2 separate regions of the Homo sapiens genome follow, and region 2 is linked to region 1. The links are chromatin loops, found by intact Hi-C in ENCODE. Cell type or tissue: heart left ventricle. All regions are shown on one strand. Links, peaks and the distances in the headings refer to the core of each region. The heading gives the core; the rest is flanking DNA. Region 1 overlaps PRKCE (protein kinase C epsilon). Region 2 overlaps PRKCE (protein kinase C epsilon).

Region 1 (5,377 bases), core at 299-5,298:
CCTGCCTTTTTAACTGGGAGTGGTTATTTTGACCCTAGGGGAACTAGGCTGCTTATAGCACAATCATAAGATTTGGGCAGCACTGTAGTAAAATCATGTTAACTTGGTAACAGGGTCGGGGGACTAGTGGAAGCAAACATAAGTGCAGGTACTCCTGGCTTCAGGCATCATGTTTTTCTAAAGAGTTGCATGTGAATTTTATCCAGTGAATTTGTCCATATTATAAACACTGAGTCTGTGACTTTTCAGAGATTTCCACCAAAGTTCCAGAGGTAGTCTCCTAACTGACCTCTGCTGTCACCGACTTGCCAAATTAACTCTGTCTCCCATTCTCTCTGACACACGCTCAGGGCACACTTGAAAGCTCACAGCCATAGTGGAGCAGCTTATGCCGTACTCCCACTGTACACTTCTGTCCCCACCAGTAGTTGTGTGTTTATCAAAAGCCACTTGTATTTGTTCTTATTGTAATAAATAATTGTAATGAAATCTTATTTAAACTGAGATGAGTGTGAAAAAAAGTTTCTATTAAGACTAAGTTGAATGTGACGGAAAAAGCCAAAGATAAATTTCCTATAAAATTACTGTTGGCCAGGCATGGTCACTCATGCCTGTAATCCCAGCACTTTGGGAGGCTGAGGCGAGCAGGTCACTTGAGGTCAGGAGTTTGAGACCAGCCTGGTCAACATAGTAAAACCCCATCTCTACTAAAAATACAAAAATTAGCCAGACGTGGTGGCACATGCCTGTAATTCCAGCTACTTGGGAGGCTGAGGCGGGAAAATCACTTGAAGCCACAAGGCGGAGGCTGCAGTGAGCCGAGATCACACCACTGCAATCCAGCCTGGGTGATAAAGCGAGACTCTGCCTCAAAAAAAAAAAAAATTACTGCTAAATTGTGTGAGAAAAATAATAAAGCTCTAAAAAGATTCCAAATTCACATTACTTCACAAGTATCTTTAATTTTTGCTCCACTAGAAAGAAACCACAATTGGGCTGGGCATGGTGGCTCACACTTATAATCTGAATACTTTGGGAGGTTGAGGCAGTAGGATTGCTTGAGCCCAGGAGTCAAGACCAGCGTGGGCAACATGGAGAGACCATGTCTCTACAAAAAAAAAAAAAAAATTTAAATTAGCCAGGCATGGTGGCATGTGCCTGTAGTCCCAGCTACTTGTGAGGCTGAGGCAGGAGCATTGCTTGATCGTGGGAGGTTGAGGCTGCAGTGAGCCATGATCATACTACTGCACTCCAGCCTGGGCAGCAAAGCGAGACACTCACTCTCTCTCTCACACACACACACACACACACACACATAGAAAATGGAAATGGAAATCATAGATAATGTTTGTCTGTAAGAGATGATGAGGGGGACCATACCTTAAAGAAATTGGCCTTCTGTTATTGGCAAGTGAGTACATATATTTGTTTTTCAATATTTTCAGTTTGAATATTGTTAGTTAAAATACTTAAAGTACATACATCTTTTCTTTGCATGATTCTCTGCTTTACTGACTTTTTATTAAACAAACATTCTGCCATTCACCAAAGATAAGTGGGGCAGAAGAAAATAAACCCCCTCCTCTCAGAGCCGGCCTCAAGCTAAGAACTTTTGAAGTACTGTTTTAGCTAAAAAATATTAATACTTTAAAATTTGCATACTATACCATGTTTATAAACAAAAGTGTTTTTCTTTTCCAAGGTCTTCATATAAAATTGCAGCTTAGGGTTGGGCACGGTGGCTCACGCCTATAATCCCAGCACTTTGGGAGGCCAAGGCAGGTGGATCACTTGAGGCCAGGAGTTCCAGACTAGCCTGTCCATCATGGTGAAACCCCATCTCTACTAAAAATACAAAAATCAGCTGGGCATTGTGACGTGCCGGTAATCCCAGCTATTCAGGATGCTGAGGCAGAAGAATTGCTTGAACCCAGGAGGCAGAGGTTGCAGTGAGCCAAGATCATGCCACCGCACTCCAGCCCACACGACAAAGTGAGACTGTCTCAAAAAAAAAAAAAAAAATCGCAGCTTAGCTGAATTCTTGATAGAAGGTGGTGACTTAGATGCCTTCTCTTCTGGTTTGTCTGCTGTGTCTGTGTGCACCTGGACCCATTGTGCTCTGGAAAGCAGGCACACTGGAGTCCTGGAGTGCAGGCTGGCTGGCGCCTTGCAGTGCCTGGTGATGGCTGGGGTTTGGTCCCTGGTCTGTCCCCTGGGGTTCCCATGTCTATTGGTGAGGCAGCAGTGTGTGCTCGTAGGAGACCCTCTGTCAAGAGGCTCTGTTAGGAGCCAGCCTGCTGCCCTGCCTTTGAGGCTGATCCTTCACCCTAGGAGGGCAGGCACTGAGGGCCAGCACTCTGGTCACGCCAAGGATGCTATGGCGACCCACTGAAGAATGAGCTATTACCCTGCCCACCCCTGCCTGCTGTGCCCCCAAGCACCCCTTGGGGGTTACTCACTTGCCTTCCTGGTATCAGGTTAAGAGGTTATTAGACCTTCCATTTATTCACTCAATTCTTTTCCCTGCTCTCCTGAGTAATAGCTCAGGAACCCGTGCCCCAGCCATGCTGGGAACATGCTTAGAAAGTAAGGGGAAACCTTTGGGCCAGCACCCACGTGGTTTTGAATCACTCAAGGACAATCTGCCTAAGTCACTGGCTTGGTGGCCGTGGGCCAAGCAAGGAGTCATCCAGTAGCGCCTCTGCCCTCACTGTCCTCCTCCTCCAGGTTTCTTTACCGAGAGGAAGCCAGCGGGAGGCCCGACATCCAAAACATTGACTAGTGTGCCCCCGTGTGGCTCTGGTGGAAGGGTTTGGAAAATGCAGCCAGGTTTTCCTAACCTTACCCACCAAGGCCGGAGGATGCCCTAAGGACAGCCTGCAGCCCCTGCAGCCCTCTTTTTGCGTAATCTTTGATTTTTCTTGTTATTATTTCTTAACAGTTAAGCGCCTTAAGGCCTCATTTAACTTGAGTTAAAGAAGTGTGATTTTGGAGGACCCAAAGATTTTCCACTGGTGTAGGGAATGTCTCCTCCCGGCTCTGAGAGACTTCCTCCAATCCACAACCTACCGCAGGTATGTGTTCTTATTAAAAGGGGCAGGGACAAAAGCTCTGCCTGTCCCTCTTGTACTTTCAGGCTATAATCAATCAGCAGGCACACCTGTTCAGACTGTGACATTGAATTTCCAGGATCAGAACCAGAGCCTGGTACAGACACAAGCCTTCCAGTACTTGTATTTTAAGTTCCATAGATGCTTGGACCTTTTGTGGGCTCCTGGGACAGTGATCATGAAAGAAGAGTGCTCCCAGGGGATGAGCAAGATGATCCCCTTTGGCTGGGAAGAAAAGATTCCATGTCCATCTGGTTTTTATTACTCCTCTAAAAATGTTCCCTTTATAGTTTTATAATTGTACTTAAATAAAAATAATTGCACTTAAATAAAAAAAAATTGGGGAGATTATAGCAGAAGCTGTTGGTGTCCCGGCCATAGCTGTGTCCCTTGGTCTGCCACAGAGGTCACTCCCAGAATACACTTAGGACTCCCTGTGTCTCCTTCTGAGGGTGACCTGAGCCACGATGTTATGGGATGGAGGCTAACACCTGGTAGGCCCCACATTTTTGACAATTTGGTTTTAAGAAAACTCATAGGTATGGCCACACGTGGTGGCTCACGCCTGTAATCCCAGCACTTTGGGAGGCTCAGGCGCGCGGATCACGAGGTCAGGAGATGAAGACCATCCTGGCTAATACGGTGAAACCCCATCTCCACTAAAAATACAAAAAAAAATTAGCCAGGCCTGGTGGCGGGCACCTGTAGTCCCAGCTACTCGGGAGGCTGAGGCAGGAAAATGGTGTGAACCCAGGAGGTGGAGCTTGTAGTGAGCCGAGATCATACCACTGCACTCCAGCCTGGGTGACAAAGTGAGACTCCGTCTCAAAGAAAAAAAAAAAGAAAGAAAACTTGTAGGTATATATCATCGTTCCAACAAAAGCTGCCATTATCGAACGCCTACTGTGTACCTGGTACTTGATAATGATTACATTCTGTCACTCCAACTCTGGAAGGTAGATATTATCCTCCCCCACCCCACTTTTCTTTAAAGAGGTGAGGAAACTGAGGCTCAGCAATGACTGTGGGGATCTGGGAGCAGACTGCAGGTCTTGCTGGACCCAAGGCCCATTCGCCCTCCTTGCTGCCATGCTGGCTTCTCTACAGTGAGAGTAGCCTTTACGTTACGCACCACTAATGTCACTCAGAGGGTCCCGACCCTTCCCCTTCGGCCTCTTCTTGTTCTCCTCCCTCTGTTCCTCTTGGATTCTCAGGAGCCAGTGTTAGCCCAGAAATGAAGAATTAAAGACTGTTCACACCCACATAGAACCATCTGCTCTCTTAGCCTCAGGGCAGGGCTGATGGGGGTGGTATTTAGTCTCTTGGAGGTGGTATTTAGCCCCTTGGAGAGGTGGTGCAAATATAGAAGCTGGTGTAGATGGCTTGGCTGGAGGGGGGCTATCTGGCAATTCAATGCATCTTGTGAGTTTTGGAGAACTAGGGTGACTATATCATTTATCCTCCAAGAAAGGACACAGTTGAGAATGATAAGTGACACTATACATAATTACTCTAAGAAAACAGGCAAAATCTAGGACTATCCTTAGTGACTTGGAACCTACATCCTCCCTACCCACTCTATAGATATCCCTGCATTTTCCACCTTGTGTCTGTGATTGACCTGTTGTGTCCCTTTCAACATTTCAGCGCCCACCCCTCAAACCCCCATCAAGCCTTGCAGCAGCTATTTATTCAGTTAGCAAACTTTTCCTGGCCTCCAATTTGCATTCTTTCCTAACTTATGGGTCCCTTCTCTTTTGCCTAGATGCTGCCTTTCCCTGGCTGTTTGACCATAAACTCATGGTATCATGCCTTATTCAGCAACTCTTAGAACAAAGTAAACAAATGTGCAAGTTTGCTTAAATTGAGAAAGCTTATATTTACAAAGTCGTGCCAGTTTTCTTTCTCACTCATCTACAGTTCTCTCAAACATTGGCCCTATTCCTGATGTATTAGATTGCAAACCCCTGAGGGCAGAGGCTGGGTGTTCTCACCCAGTTACACATGGTGGGCACCTCATTCGTAACTCTTTCTAGCACATTCAGCGCTCTGCCCTCTGGAGTCTTGCGGCTGAGTCAACACTCAGGAATCCAGCGCAGTAGGCTAATTCCACGCTGGCTCTGACCTCATCCAACCCTGCTGTCCCAGTGAAATCCAGCCCACAGCACCCTGCCAGGGTGGAGGAGGTGCCGGGCTATAAATCTCCCCGTTGTTTCTTCTCCCGGAAAATATAAAACCAAAACCAAACATTATACATTATGCCCTCA
Region 2 (5,377 bases), core at 286-5,285, 49 kb before region 1:
GCAGCTAGTGGCTCAGAGCTTTCAGAATTATCTTTTGCACTTGGCAGAATGAATCTTTCCCCAGAAAGAATTATGTTGTTAATACTGTGGTTTTCCACTGCTCCACCCAGTTAAATTTAATCACACCATGTGACTTCCAAATAAAATGATGTGTGTGTCTGGAGGGAAGGGACCTGACAAAGCTTCCTTTTTTTTATCGACCCTAGGGAACAGAGCAAAGCTCTCTTCAGAAGGCCTGGCTTTCAGAGACCTTCTGCCTGGGACATTTATATTCGCAGCCCATTCTCCAGTGTCCTTGGAGGAAGCTGCTGCTATTAATTGGGTTGGAGAGAGAGAGTGGCTATGTGTATTTTGATACATGTCTTCCTATACAAAACAAGCCTGGACCACTTCATTTAAAAAAGTTAATCTACATGAATTAATATATCTGTCTGATTGCCTCTGGTCTGGATGGCCATTTGGGCAGTGCATAATCGTAGCCCAGCCAAATTTCTCTGACTGTTGTTGACAACAGATAGGATTTAGTTCTCTAGCCAAAGCAAACACTTCATCCTAAAGTGAATTTTGGGGGTTAGGGCAACTCCTATGATTTCATATTGCAGTGTAAAATGGTTTCTCTTACAGTTAAAAACAAATCCACAAATTTGTGGGTTTTGGGTGCTTTGATTTTTGTTATTTTCCCAAAATGTTGTGTGTAGGATAATTTAAAAAGCAAAATCTTATTTTAAGTGCACGAGGGAGCCTCGGAGAAATCCCATGGAGTTGCTTTTTAACGAAGGCTCTTTTGACAATGTAAATCCAAGAATCAGGTGTGTAAAGAATGTTAGACCCACACCTCCCCAGAACGTGAATCTTTCCCACTGAACTCCCTGGTCAGTGTGGCCTCCTGCTCCTCCTCTTCCTCCTCAAGAGGCCTACCTGGGCTGTCTTGCCACTGACCCCACGTTTGCTGGCAGGTGGAACTCTTACCTGTCCGGGCCATGGGCTCTGGGCTTGCTTCACATGCTGGACCATTTCTGTTCTTGGCCTTAGAATGCATGGTGAAGTGCTTGCAGGACTGTCCTCAGCCCAGGGAGCTCTGGCTCCAGGTGACTCTCATTTCCTCTCTGTCAACTGTCCCAATTCCTAACCCACTCCCACTCTGAGCTCCGTAGCCTGTGTCTGGCTGCTGTCTGCTTTCCTGCCTGTTCTGTCTCTTCCTGAGAACCCCTGCCCATGACCGTCTGGCTATCTTAGAGCACACTATGAGATTGTGTGAAGAGGATTTGCTTAGAGGGGACTTGGCATTTTAATGCTAGCAGTAAAACAAACCTGCCATGCTGACTTCTATTGCATTAAAAAGTGAAGCAACAGGCTTGCTTAAACATAAACAGCAACAGTAAAAACCCAGAACTACCTAACTACATGGGCACAGGAAATAGTCCAGCCATCTTGGAGAATAGCACAAAAATACAGCTGACGTGATAACAGTAACCCTGCAATGAGTCTTGACAATGCTGAAGTCAAATGACTTTTTCAAACCTTTCTAATGCTTGGCTATAATCTAAAGGAAGCATTGCACTTCGAGTGCTGATTTTTTATGAAGCTCGTAAACCTTTTTCTTTAAATGCCAATGTGCTGAAAAGTTATGAGTATTAAAGACTTAGAAAGTGCCTTTAAAAGTGTGGGAAAAGGTCCCTCTTTTCTTGATTATGATTCTTGAATGCTAGTAATGATAGTAGTAGTAATAAATGTCATTCTTCACTAGAATAGTTTTTTCCAAAGACCTTTCGGGTCTACTCTCAAGTTCTTTCCTATCTTTGTGTGAGGTGGACGATGTCACTAGCCTCACGTGGCAGAACGGGGTCAGAAGCTCAGAGTTTAAGTAATATGGCCTGGAATTAGAACCCAGGAGTATTGCTCCTTCTTGTAAACTCTGATGCCTGGGTTTTTACATGGTGTCTATCTGTAATGGCTTATAACAGAGTTGCTCCTCCAGAAGTTTTAGCCTCGTTCCTGCTTGATAGGCAGGGCCTCCCATTGGGCCTGACCCAGGATACATGCTTGGTTGCAGAAAGTCAGCTTTGCAGGTTATACTCTCAGCATTTTGGCCACAGTCAACCGTGCAGAAGGCTTCCTACCTAGATGGACAATAGATAGCGATCTGTGTCTGAAATTCCACAGCCATCAAGATGAAACTGAGAAGCTAGATCATCCTTGCTGGAACACAGATTGAGTTAGGGTGTAGGTCGAGGTTCAGTTGTAGAAAGCAGAATATATCACAGCAAACAAGAGGAAGGGATTTATTATAAGGAATTAAATGGCTTATAGAACTATGAAGAGTTCTGAAGACAAAGGTCTCTAGGTGGCGGTTTCAGGAATAAGTACCCCGGAACCACACTACAGAACTAGACCACCAAGAAAGCTGTTGCCACTCCTACAGATGAAGCCACTTCTCCAGAACCACATTGCAACAGCCATGATTGAGAGGGTCCCACAATCAGGAAGCCATGACTTTTATGGTTCTAGAACCATGCCACATCAGCTATGATCAGCATCTGCAAATGATGTCCTGGTCCTGCCTCCTGGAACCCACAAAGTTGGTACCTGGATGCTGCAACATTGGCTAAAACTGTCATAGAAGAACCAGGTGCCTCTTGGACTTTGCTTGCTGAGCAAATGGCAGCTACTGCCAAAATGTGGTCTCTGCCTCACTTTGGCGTTCTAAATTTCACAAAAGCACATCTAACTGGCCCAACTGAAATCATATCTGGAACTGCAGCTGCAGGGACTTTGAGAGTTGGCTTTAGCTTCCCATCCTCTGCCCACATAGGAGAGGTGGGCACACTAGAAGGATAGAATGTATGCTGGAAGCCAATCCACTGTTATCTCCCATGATCTGTGATCATTAGAAATGGACCTAGATTTCCAGAGTCAGCAGATGAAAACAGAACTGAGGTTATAGCCAGAACATGGAATCGTTGTGAATATTTTGGGGAATGTGTGTGTGGATGATCCCAGATATAACAGATGGCAAAGAATTAAAAGTGGCAAAAGGCGCTGGGTTTGTCCTCTAGCTCCTGCTTAGCTCCTTTGAAACTTGTTAAGCTGTAGTTGCAACAGCCCAAGGAGTTCTGGAGAACTCTAGTCTCACTGTGTATTATTTGGGGAAACAATATGTTAAGAAGCTGTCTTAATTGCCAAGCCTTTACTATGCTAATGTTTGTTGTGAATCTCTAGATGTGGATACAGCATACAAGGGTTCCCCAAACATTTGGCCACTGGAAAGCCTCATGCCTCATCTTTAAAAAATGCAGAAGTAGTATTTCCCAACAGTCTTTTTTTTTTTTTTTTTTTTTTTTGAGCTGGAGTTTCATTCTTGTCACCCAGGCTGGACTGCAATGGCGCGATCTCCTGGGTTCAAGCAATTCTCCTGCCTCAGCCTCCCCAGTAGCTGGAATTACAGGTGCCTGCCACCATGCCTAGCTAATTTTTGTAATTTCAGTAGAGATGGGGGTTTCACCATGTTGGCCAGGCTGGTTTCGAACTCCTGGCCTCTGGTGATCCACCCGCTTTGGCCTCCCAAAGTGCTGGGATCATAAGTGTGAGCCATCGCACCTGGCCAGAAATACTCTTCCAAAGAGCAAGCCAGGGAGTACTGTGGAGAAAAGGCTTGTCTGATTTCCAGGGAGTTAACCTTTTCAATAGCCTCCATCAGGAATGTTTACTGTCAAGATGATAAGATTTCCTCAAGTACAGATGGTGCTCTGCCCTTCAAGGAGAATCAAAAGTGGGGAGACCTTGACCAGCAAAACCAGCCCGTGTGGGGTTCTCTCAGGAATTCAGATGGCCTGAGACTTATCCTGAGATACCCCCAAAGAGGTAACCTGTGATCATAATTAGAAATTACAACAAAATACTAATTATCTGTAGACCACATAGCATTTGGGTTGCTCTGTTATAGAAGCAGATGGTGTTACAGAGAAGGAACTGCATTTAGCTTAAGAAAAATAGGGGCAGCTGGGGCAGGAGCTCAGCGACTAAGAGTATACCGAGTTGGGGGAGGGAAACACGCTGTGGGGTGTGAGTGCAGGAGAGCTGACAGCTGCAGTGGTACCACGTGAAATGTATGGAGGGCGGGAGAAAGCCGACTCCACCTTATAAGGACTTGCAGCCAGGACAGCAAAGCCCTAGAGACAGTGATGAGAACTGCACCAGGCATAAATGGTCCATAAGCGCCCTCCAAAAACTGGATGATGCAGAAGAGGGTGAGAGGACACCTTCAACGATGAACTTGTGTCTTATAGCAAATCTCCCACTGATTTTGATTTTCTACATTAATACTTAACAGAGTTTGTCTGTGGCATGTGTGTGTCATTCTCAGGCAAATCCTTTTTGAAGTTTCTGCTTAAGTATTTAAATGCAGTACTGGCTGTTGGTGGGGTGGGGTGGGGTGGGGGAAGCCCTCAAATCTGAGTGTACACCTCTGCTTCTTAACACTAGGTGTGTTCCCATAGGAAGTCAGGCATGCCTTAAATAGACTTCCCAGGAATGGGAAATGGCAGCTGCAGAATTACAGAAGTTGTATCTGCAGAATTATGAGCGTGCTTGTGGCTCCCTCCATTTTTATGTGTTCTGATTTAGTGAGCTTGATATTCTGGGACTGATACCAGCTTCATATGTACACAAAGGTCACGCACTCCTCCTCCAGTTAACCACACAGATTAACATGTGGGCTGCAACTGCATGAGCCGTGCAGAGGATAGAGTCACTACCCCTTCGCTCTTCTGTGCTCTTTAGGCTCAAATCCTCAGTGGTCAGTCCCTTATTGAAGTGCCTTTTTTCCCTGAAAGCACTCTAGTAAATGGAGGTTTAGCATTATTACTGAATCCCAGCTTTTTCTAATACATGGAGCTCAGTGCTTACTGTCTGTTCCAGAGCAATTACTTATCACCATTACCGGAGATTTGAGTCCTCTCCCTTGGTGATTAGACTCTGAAGGATAGTCGTTTTAATTTTGGTAGTTATGATTTAATCTTTTCAAGCTTTTATTATGGACAATTTCAATATCAAAAGCAGAAAGAATAATGTAGTTCCCATGGACCTATTCCTAGCTTAGTTATTACCCATGGCCAGTCTTGCTTCATCTGTACTTGTACCCATTTCCTCTTTCCCTCGGATTATTTTGAAACTGTCATAGAAATACTTCAGTACATAGTACTCTCTGTTCCTTCTGTTTCTCAGTATCTTTTCAAAACTTTTGTGTGTGTGAGACAGAGTCTCACTCTGTCTCCCAGACTGGATTGCGGTGGTGTGATCTCGGCTCACTGCAACGGTCACCTCCCAGGTTCAAGCAATTCTCGTGCCTCAGCCTCCTGAGTAGCTGGTATTACAGGCG

Evidence for each region. A loop is a pair of places that touch in the nucleus more often than their neighbours do. Peaks named below come from ENCODE experiments on the same cell type or tissue, not always from the same donor. Only the 100,000 strongest peaks of a DNase experiment are listed, where the experiment ranks them.
Region 2: it touches region 1 in a loop (2.5-fold over the local background); 23 of 110 quality-filtered maps call a loop at or near these places.

The regions. Positions count from the first base shown.
Region 1 is chr2:45,933,778-45,939,154 of GRCh38, forward strand. All of the region lies in intron 2 of PRKCE (protein kinase C epsilon), which reads left to right. Among named protein-coding and RNA genes, the nearest start is that of PRKCE-AS1, 260 kb to the left of the region's middle. RefSeq lists an enhancer at 2,384-2,693. In heart left ventricle, for the core only: CTCF peaks have their summits at 2,801 (motif pointing left) and 3,009; DNase peaks (open chromatin) are centred at 2,694 and 5,224; H3K27ac peaks cover 405 bases.
Region 2 is chr2:45,885,149-45,890,525 of GRCh38, forward strand. All of the region lies in intron 2 of PRKCE (protein kinase C epsilon), which reads left to right. Among named protein-coding and RNA genes, the nearest start is that of PRKCE-AS1, 210 kb to the left of the region's middle. RefSeq lists an enhancer at 5,199-5,348. In heart left ventricle, for the core only: no CTCF peak of the experiment used is centred there; no DNase peak of the experiment used is centred there; H3K27ac peaks cover 951 bases.